2 separate regions of the Homo sapiens genome follow, and region 2 is linked to region 1. The links are chromatin contacts, found by Hi-C or POLR2A ChIA-PET in ENCODE. All regions are on one chromosome and are shown on one strand. The core of a region is the stretch at or near the end of the contact, and the rest is flanking DNA. Distances in the headings are between cores, read along the strand shown.

Region 1 (4,557 bases), core at 1,050-3,549:
TCTTGCATCTTGACCTTGGACTTTCCAGTTTGAAGAACTATGAGAAATAAATTTCTGTTCCTTATAAATTACCCAGTCTGAAGTATACTCTTATAAAAGCACAAAATGACCTAAGACAATTAGTGAACAAAACAGCCTGCCTGCCCTCATGAATCTTACATTCTAGTGGGGAGAAAGGAGATAGGAAAACAAACAACCCAAAAACTATGTTTATATCTATATGTGTGTGTGTTTACACAGACAGAGATATATCTGACATACATACAAACCTATATGTAATATTTAGATACAAATTCATGTATGTATATGCATATGTGTGTATATGCATATGTATGTGTGTATATGTACATACAATACACATATGTATACATATATATAATATAATAAATATATATTAATCAAATGGCACAGATTATTAAGGAAAAACCAGAGAGGATATGGGGACAAGCTTAAAGACGGGGGGATCTAGCCGGGCATGGTGGCTCATACCTGTAATCCCAGCACTTAGGGAGGCTGAGGCAGGTGGATCACGAGGTCAAGAGGTCGAGATCATCCTGGCCAACATGGTGAAACCCCATCTCTACTAAAAATACAAAAATTAGCTGGGTGTGGTGGTGTGCACCTGTAGTCCCAGCTACTCAGGAAGCTGAGGCAGGAGAATCACTTGAACCAGGGAAGTGGAGGTTGCAGTCAGCCGAGATTGTGCCATTGCACTCCAGCCTGCCTGGTGACAGAGTGAGACTCTGTCTCCAAAAAAAAAAAAAAAAGATGGGGGGATTTGATTTAGACAGGCTGGCTAAGGATACCCTTTCTGATAGAGTAACATGCAAATGGAGACCTAGGTGAAATGAGCTCTCACATCTCTAAATAGTTTCTACCTGCAGAGTCAGAACCCTATGGTTAATTCCTTAATTCTCTTAATGTATTATATTTTTGTTCAACAAATATTTACTGAGCACAAACTATGTGACAGACCCTGTGGACTAGATGATGACCACATGGCAGAGAATGGAATGGACATGGCTATGCTTTCGTGGAGCTCAAGGTCTAGTACAGGAACTGGCATCCTTAACCACATGAGTGTGAAAAGGGCACTGGGCCGAGCTATGCTGGCTTTGCTACTTCTTTATCTCCAGCAGAATCCAAAGTGGGACTGCTATAGATATTAAGCCCCAGGAGAAGAGTCTGCTGGAAGTTGACATATCTCTGCAAAGTGCTCCAGGGAAAGGGGAGTTTCCCCTACAGTTCTGTTGAACTGTCATTTGTGGGGTCCATCCCAGTGGCAGTGCACATAAGATCATCACCTCAGATTTAAAGTTGATAACTAGAACACAAATTCTCACATTCTCTTGCCATATTATATAGTCAAATGTTTTTATGTACATCTTCTTTTGTAAACATTCTAGCAATTCTGTGCACTAGGTAGAACTGCACGAGAAGGCTAGAAGTGGAAACATTCACAGTTGGAAAGGACCTTTGAGGATATCTGATCCAACTTTTTACCTACTGCTGGGTTCCTGTCCTCAGCATTTCAGAGCAAGGGCCACCCATCTCTGCCTCAACATCTCTAATGACAAGAAACCTATGATTATGAGGGAAATCTCTTCCATTTCTTGATAGTCCAATGGCTTGTTAGTGGCCAGGTAGGATAAATTCCATGTTTTCTAACTCAGAGTCAAGTGGTCTTTTCACTGGGATCCTCTCCTGGAAGGCCGCTGCCGAGGAAGCCTTTCATGGAGAAGGCCTGGCCTGGGGAAACCTACGCTCCAGGTCACTCCAGCTGAGCCTGGGCCCCTCTTCCTCAGGATGAGGTGGTGGCTCCACCCCAGTGACCCTTGCCCCATAAGTGCATGTTGCCAGAAAGTATAACCAGAGCATTGTGACCAGATCCAAAAGTAAACACAGATAATGCAGAGGAACAGGCTGTCCCGAGGATTATTATTTTGAAGTAGACTATATGTGGGGGTTCATTTAATCCAATTGTCTGACAACTGTTTATTGAGAAGAAAGTATGAATGGCTCGGCAGCACCGGGAAGGATTTTGGCTTTCAGACATCTAATCTACTAAGCCCTCCAAAATACAAACCGAGGGCGGCATGCTGTGGGAGGGCCATGGTGAACAAGTCCATTTAAGGGCACATGAGCACTAGGAGGCTTTTCTAGGTGAGACACAAGCTCGCTGTGGTGGGGGCTGACATGCTCAGGGCTTCCTTTCCCCTTCTATTTCCTTCTCCAAACCTGGCTCCCGGGAGTCCCAAAAGTCATGGTGAGTAGTAGAGTCATCCCCTTGAAGCCCAGTATCCCAGAGCCCTGCCATGCACGGGCTTTGAGTGCTGAAGCCAAGGACACAGAGCTCCAGGGCACCTCACAGCCTTTGCTGCATGAAACAGACACTGGCAGGCTTGAGGACAAGCTGGAGAGGGTGAGGGAAATGCTGAGGACTCAGAAATCAACAACTCGAGGAGGCAGAGCTCCAACCCTCCTGCTGGGGGTGGATGGGGAGGCATCAGAGCATTGAACCCCTTGCACATAGACAAGGGAAGAAGATGAAAGAAAGACAACTCACTCAGTAACTGTATCAGAGAACCACAAAGTCGGGCATTTAGATATAACTTGGTCCTGGGTTAAAAAAATTTTAAAGCTTTGTAACCCTTGGTTGAAATAAAATCACAGCTGGAGCATAAACAAATAAAGAAAGTAAAAGCTGAGTAACTCTGGGATCAGAGAGCTGGAAACACTCCCAAATATCCTGCACCAAACTGCCTCTCCCCAGGCAGTGACCCTAGAGTGGGCCCTACACAGCACTTGGAAAGCACTGTTCAAAAACCACCAAGTAAGACTCACCACCTTTTCGTTTTACAAATAAGGAAACTGACATGCAGCAAGTAAGGGCTTCCAGCTCACCTGTCTCACAGGCATCCTGGTGCACGCTATTCCTATCCCACACAGAAGGTTGAGAAGGGTGTCCTTTCCCTGATATCTACTCAGAGGGACATTCAGGAGGTTCTCTGGAGAATAGGGCTATCTCCAAACAGCTACACCTATTAATTTCTTTCCCTGATGGGGTTCCCCAGAATCAATTAATAGGGCATGGTGAAGTCAATGAATTGGCAGGCTGGACAGCAGCCATGCACTGATGAGGTCTGGGAAACCAGGGAAGCGGCTTATTTGGCAAAATCTGTGTTACCAGGTTCAGGGAGGTGGGGGCCTTCACTTTCTGGTACCATTTTCATTTATGTTATCCCTCATACCACCCAACATCCCTGTAAAGTTCATAAGAGAGGAAACTATGAGTTCCATTTTATACTTGAAGACAATGTAGCAGAAAGAGTTCAGATGACTTGTCTGAGGTTGACAGAATGAATAGCAAAGTTGGGAGTTAAATATAGATTTTCTGACATAGTTTAGGACTCATTCAATCTCATTATGCTGACTGCTCAGAAAATATTCTCTCCGTGTCTGGGCTGTTTCTTGGATACTTTATGCCGTATTCACCAAATAGGGCAACAACAGTTCATGCTGCCTGTGTAAATAGAAGGTGGTGTCTCAGTCTAAGATTTCACTGTGACCTGGGCTGTAGCAATATTTACACAAATTAAGTTTAGGATATTTGAGAGCTTGAGAAGAACTTAATAAATATCTGTGGAATGAAGGAAAGAAAGAAAAAAAGGAAAGACAGAAACATTCATGGGTGGCAGGCAAAAGATTGTCCTCTATGGGAAAATTCCAAGGAACCTTTCATCAGGCAGCATTCCTGGTCCCACAAACTCCAGCCAGCCTGAAAATCGGAAATCAGAAAAGAAACAGATGTTTGTTTGGACTAAGAGTAGCATCAATAAGAAGGATGATTTGGAAAGAAAAAGAGAGTAGTTAAGAGAAAACTTTTTTTGAGACAGAGTCTTGCTCTGTCACCCAGGCTGGAGTGCAGTGGCATGATCTCGGCTCACTGCAATCTCCTCCTGCCAGATTCAAGAGATTCTTGTGCCTCAGCCTCCCGAGTAGCTGGGACTACAGGCGCGTACCACCATGACTGGCTAATTTTTGCATTTTTAGTAGAGATGGGCTTTCACCATGTTGCCCAGGCTGGTCTCACACTTCTTACCTCAAATGATCTGCCTGACTCGGCCTCCCAAAGTCCTAGGATTACAGGCCTGAGTCACTATGTGTGGCCAAGAGAAAACTTTTTGGAAGAGTCTAGTCTTAGATTTGGAGCTTAACTGACATCACTAGTGTGTGATATGGAACATCTAGTCTCTTTGCCCCTGCCCTGTTTCCTCATCTGTAAAATGAGGATCATATTATAACAGTCATCTCATGGGGACAGAATAAGATTAGAGAAGTGGAATACTTTGCCTAGGGCACACAGTAAGTCGTAGCAGGTGCCTGTACTTGCCTCTTCCCAAGCATTTCATTTCACTGCTTTAACCACATTCTGTTCAAGTAAAGCCCTGCTCTGGTCCTGCCTGGAACCTTCTCTGAATTCTTTATTGCTCAGCCGTCTCTCATCTTGCCCGTCTGACATGTGATTACTATTAACAGTCAATACTGCACATTTGA
Region 2 (4,557 bases), core at 1,519-4,018, 130 kb before region 1:
AAAAAAAAAAAATTAGTGGCTTCCTAGGCTTTTGGTAAGGAGTGAATTGGGAATGGCAGCATTGGTAAACTGAGAAATACGAGGGCATTTAGCCGTCCTCTGTTTCATTCAACTTTGGCTTTTGTTTGTTGTAATATGGATCAAGTCCCAACACACTGATGAGACAACATGGAAGGCTGGATAGAAATGTAGTTAACGCCAAAAAGTTTGAAGCTACATCTGTTGAGTCTCACAGCATGCCAGTTGGTCACACAGTGGGGGTGGTTGCACCCTCTCAAAGGGCTCTTTATATTTCTTTTTTCTTTCCTCTCAAATGTGGTATCACTTTATCCTTAACCATAAATACCTTCTCTTATATAATACCCCAACTATTGTGCATGCATGTTCTTACCTGATTGTGAGACATTTTCTTTGTCTCTTTAAAACTTTGAAAAAAAATAGAGGGAAGAACAAAGAACCATATAGCAAACATGAACATAGGAAAATTTCCACATTTTAAATATTTAGGCTCAGATAAAATAAGTCCTGTTGACCATGCTAGAACTTCAAGAATTACATATAATGGTGAGTATCTCTGTTTTGTTTTTTTCCTGGTCTTAATAGTAACTGCATTTGTTTATGTATTAGCTAGCATACTTGGCAATCTGATGGAAAACATATTGACCAGGACATTAGAAGAATGAGGTTCTGATCTTAGCTTATCACCCCTCAGTTCTGTGTCTCCAGACAAATCTCTCAATTTCTTGAAAGGACCCTTGCTTCTCAATAAACATAATTCTACAAAAGTCATATACCTCCAGGTTTTCTGTGCTCTGGGTAAGACATCCTCTAATCCTTCATCTGTGTTTCCTATCAGATGAATTCTAGATCAAAACAAATTTTTCATTTTGATCACTCTCTGGAGATTATATCATCTGCTAAAGTTGATCTGAGATTTTAGTGCCTAGAATTGAACTGATTTTCTAGATATGAAGTGGTTAGTACAGAAAAATTGGTTTGATTATTTTCTGTGTTCAAGGCACCACATTTATATTAAAAAAAGCTACATTTTTTAAAAACTGCATTTTTTTTTTCCCCCAACAACATTCTACTGTTGGCTCATGTTAAATGGAGGCTCAATTAACTCCCTTAAACACTTTCAAATAAACAGCTACCAACACTGGCCAAGGCTATGTGGAATTGGGTGTTAAGCTTAAATGCAAGCCTTCTATTTAAATCTGCAAAGTTTAATTTTATTAACTTTGTGAATTAATATTCTAGTCTGTTGTGAAAATTTTGAAACTTAATTTTGTTTTCTCAAAAGAGTTCTCAGATTTTTAGGAATTTTCAAAGGGCTCGAATACTCTAAAAGTTAATGCCTGTCCTTTTAACTACCTCTGGGCTGGATTCAAGTGACTAAAAGCCATGCTATCATTTTTTCTTTATTGAAGTTTTTAAAGAAAAAGATGTCAATTTACAAAATTAACTATCTTTGTATTCTCCCTAAAAACAACAAGCAATTCACACCAATTGCTTTCGACTTTCTCCTGTCTGTCTGGTTAGTAGATGATGGATGAACCACAGAAACAATAATTTTGCATAGCCTACAGGTGTGTGTGCCCAACTCTATTATTTCTGTAAGTGTCAGAGAGGATATTACATCTGATGTTGAATAGGGAAAAAAGTCTTGCATTTTTCTCTTATCCAGAGGCAACTCTTCTGCCCTAGTGAGAAAAAAATAAAAGAAACAACACAAAGCAATACCAGGCATTGTTCCAGTGCTCCCAAATTTCCACTGGAATTCAGTTTATAATTCAGTCTTAAAGCTTTTTATGAACACTTCATATCTTTGTATATTCCACCCATTCTTTAAAAGTCCAATTAAGTCCTCTTCCTAAAAGCCATGCATGGACTCTCATTTCAGCATTCATCTGTTTGCTCCTCTCTATGTTGCCTGTATCTCTCTGATGGCACTTCACTTAGTCTGCCCTCTATTATGATTATGGGATTAATCTATATGAACGCTCTTCGTAAACTCTATTTTTCCTAAGGGACAAGGACCATCTCTTAGCCCTTCATATTCATGCTTGGAATAAACATTGATTCAGGCCCAGTTTGTGCCAGGCACTGTACGGGGCATGGAATGTTGTGCCTTCCCCCTAGTGAGCAGCACAGAGTCTAGCTGACTTACTTGAAATCAATCTACGTGACTTGACTTAGCACTTACGATCTATTTTGTAAAGTCTGTGTTTGAGGCATGAAAGGATGTTTTTGGAGATTCAAATCACTGTCAATTAAATTAGGTCCTCACATATTTCAGCTGTTCCCTACTCCGTTCAGAGCACCATTAACTGAAAGTCTCTCAGAACCAAGTACTGTGAAATATAGACCAACACCTAAACTTCATTCCATAAGAGAAGTGGAGTTTCAATGACAAAAACATGGACTAAAGCAAGATTGGAATTTATTAAGAGTCACCAAGAAAACCAGCTTGAACATTTAAGGACATTAAGGATGTTAAGAACGTTAAGATTGACTGAAACGATGGGTCCCCTGGAAAAGGAACACATGCACATATTATACATTAGAGGGAGAGAGAGAAGCGGGGGAAGGAATGGTCTTTTTTGTTGTTTTTGAATAGACTTTTTTAGAGCAGTTTTAGATTCATAGCCAAATTAAACTGAAGGTACAGAGACAGAGGTTTCCCATATATTCCCTTGCCCCAGCACATGTATAGCCTCCACTATGAATGGTCTTTTCATTGCCAAGCATGTGAATCAGAATCATAATGGTTTATTACGGGAGAAGGGTCATATGCTCTCTTGGCAAATATATATACATTCACATTCTGAGTGCTATACTAGGAGTTTTTTGAAAAAAAATTGCTTTAACTTTTTCTTTTTTTCAAGTATAAGCTTGAACAGACTCAAGACGGCAAACACTCCCTCCTCAATTTAAGATTTGACAATTTAAGAAGAAAAAGCTCATTCATCATCTTTCCCTTTTAGAGACCATAAATTATTGGCTCATACACCATGTGGCTTGGATTCTAGGAAAAGTTAGTGTAAACAAATCCAAGTTACAATGCGTGGAGTAGGAGAGTGAGTCATAAACAAAACACAGACATATGCTCTCATATAAATAAGGGCCTGGATCATCAGCTTCCCAGAGTCTGCTTCCCATTAATTACACAACAAAATGAACTTTCCATATGTAAAGCCCAAATCACTTAACTCTGGCAACTTGTATAAGACAAAGACCAGGATTGTGACTAGGTAGGCACTAACAAAACTAGATTTCAAAATAAAAAGTGTCCTCTCAAAATATCTTCAGGCATTGGAGAACAAGAAGATGCCCTGGAGGAGAATTTTTGAGTAACAAAACTATCCCCAGGCACTCCAGGAAGCCTGCTTAGAGGCTGATATGGATCCCTGCTGAATTTATAGGTAGTATTAGGCATATTCTCTTTTGTTCTGAGTCCTGTCATTTTTCTGATGCTGGCTAGCCCTGGATCCCGGCCACACAGAGTGTTCACACACATTGCTGGGACCACTGAAAAATTTCCATTCCTTCGATCAGTTCCTTCTCTCTGTCTTTTGAAACTATCCATTGGTAGCACTAACTCACATTTCCTGATTGTCTCATGAAGACTATCTGGTCTCTTTTAGTTTAAAGAGGTATCAAGGAAAACATAATTCCTGGGGAAGAGTGTTCTTCAATAGGTCAGACACTCCAAGAGAGAGGGAAAGTGAGGTTTTTCCTTATGTCCCTTTCAAAAGCTGATTCCATAAAATAAACTAACGGAGTTAGTTCCAATGGACATTAAAACAACAGATCTTAAACTTTAGGTGTCCTGGATAGGGGAAAGAGGACAAAAAGGACTTTTACTCTTTACTAGTTGTGGGGGTGAGGAGGTAGCTTTCAACCATTCACAAACTCACGGACTATTTTTGTAACAGCTATGCTTTGTATCATACCTTACACCGTACAAGGCAAGTAGAATGCATTGCTCTTGCCCTCAAATGAAGGCAAAGAGGGAAGGAACTAACATTTTTTGAAAACCTACAGTGTATATTGCAGTATTTCATGTATTTCCTCATTTAATTGTGATTACAACCACTTGAGGACCTTGATTAGTGTCCCTTAGTTCCTCTACAGTACAGAGATGAAAACCAAGTATTTTTTTCCTAAGAGCACACATCTCAGAAGTTGTGAAGGCAATAATCAAAGCAACTGCTGCCTCATTTCAAAGCTAATTTCATGCTATATTTCCTTAAGAAAGCAAAGAAGACAGGGAGCTAGAAAAAGACTGATAAAACCTGGGTTTCCTCATTAATTTTATACTCTTGTCTGTATTGGAGTGCCAAATTTCTCTGAATTTCACCATCTCGAAGGCCTTTTCCAACCCCCTAAATTCCATAATTAAATAACGGAAGATATTACTGCAGATGACACATCATTGCTGCTAGATTAACTGTTCCTGCACACTGTTTTGATTCTGCTCCAGTTCAATGCCTTCAATGGCTCCCTGTAGGGAGCCAGACATTCAAGGTACTGAGAGAAGCTGGTCAGGGTTAT

What was found. A loop is a pair of places that touch in the nucleus more often than their neighbours do. ChIA-PET counts read pairs that join two places held with the same protein, here RNA polymerase II (POLR2A).
Region 2: a map of PC-3 shows a loop between it and region 1 (2.5-fold over the local background). The contact joins two enhancer-like sites. A Hi-C loop is called at or near these places in 2 of 168 maps with a recorded cell type or tissue (PC-3 and psoas muscle). POLR2A ChIA-PET finds 5 or more read pairs at or near these places in 1 of 52 experiments (MCF 10A).

The regions. Positions count from the first base shown.
Region 1 is chr18:44,915,558-44,920,114 of GRCh38, reverse strand. All of the region lies in intron 3 of SETBP1 (SET binding protein 1), which reads right to left. Among named protein-coding and RNA genes, the nearest start is that of MIR4319, 52 kb to the left of the region's middle. Within about 2 kb of position 2,299, at least 8 of the 41 ENCODE cell types and tissues checked have a DNase peak (open chromatin) inside an H3K27ac peak, as active enhancers do.
Region 2 is chr18:45,049,647-45,054,203 of GRCh38, reverse strand. The region is part of intron 5 of SETBP1 (SET binding protein 1); the gene reads right to left. Among named protein-coding and RNA genes, the nearest start is that of MIR4319, 82 kb to the right of the region's middle. Within about 2 kb of position 2,768, at least 2 of the 41 ENCODE cell types and tissues checked have a DNase peak (open chromatin) inside an H3K27ac peak, as active enhancers do.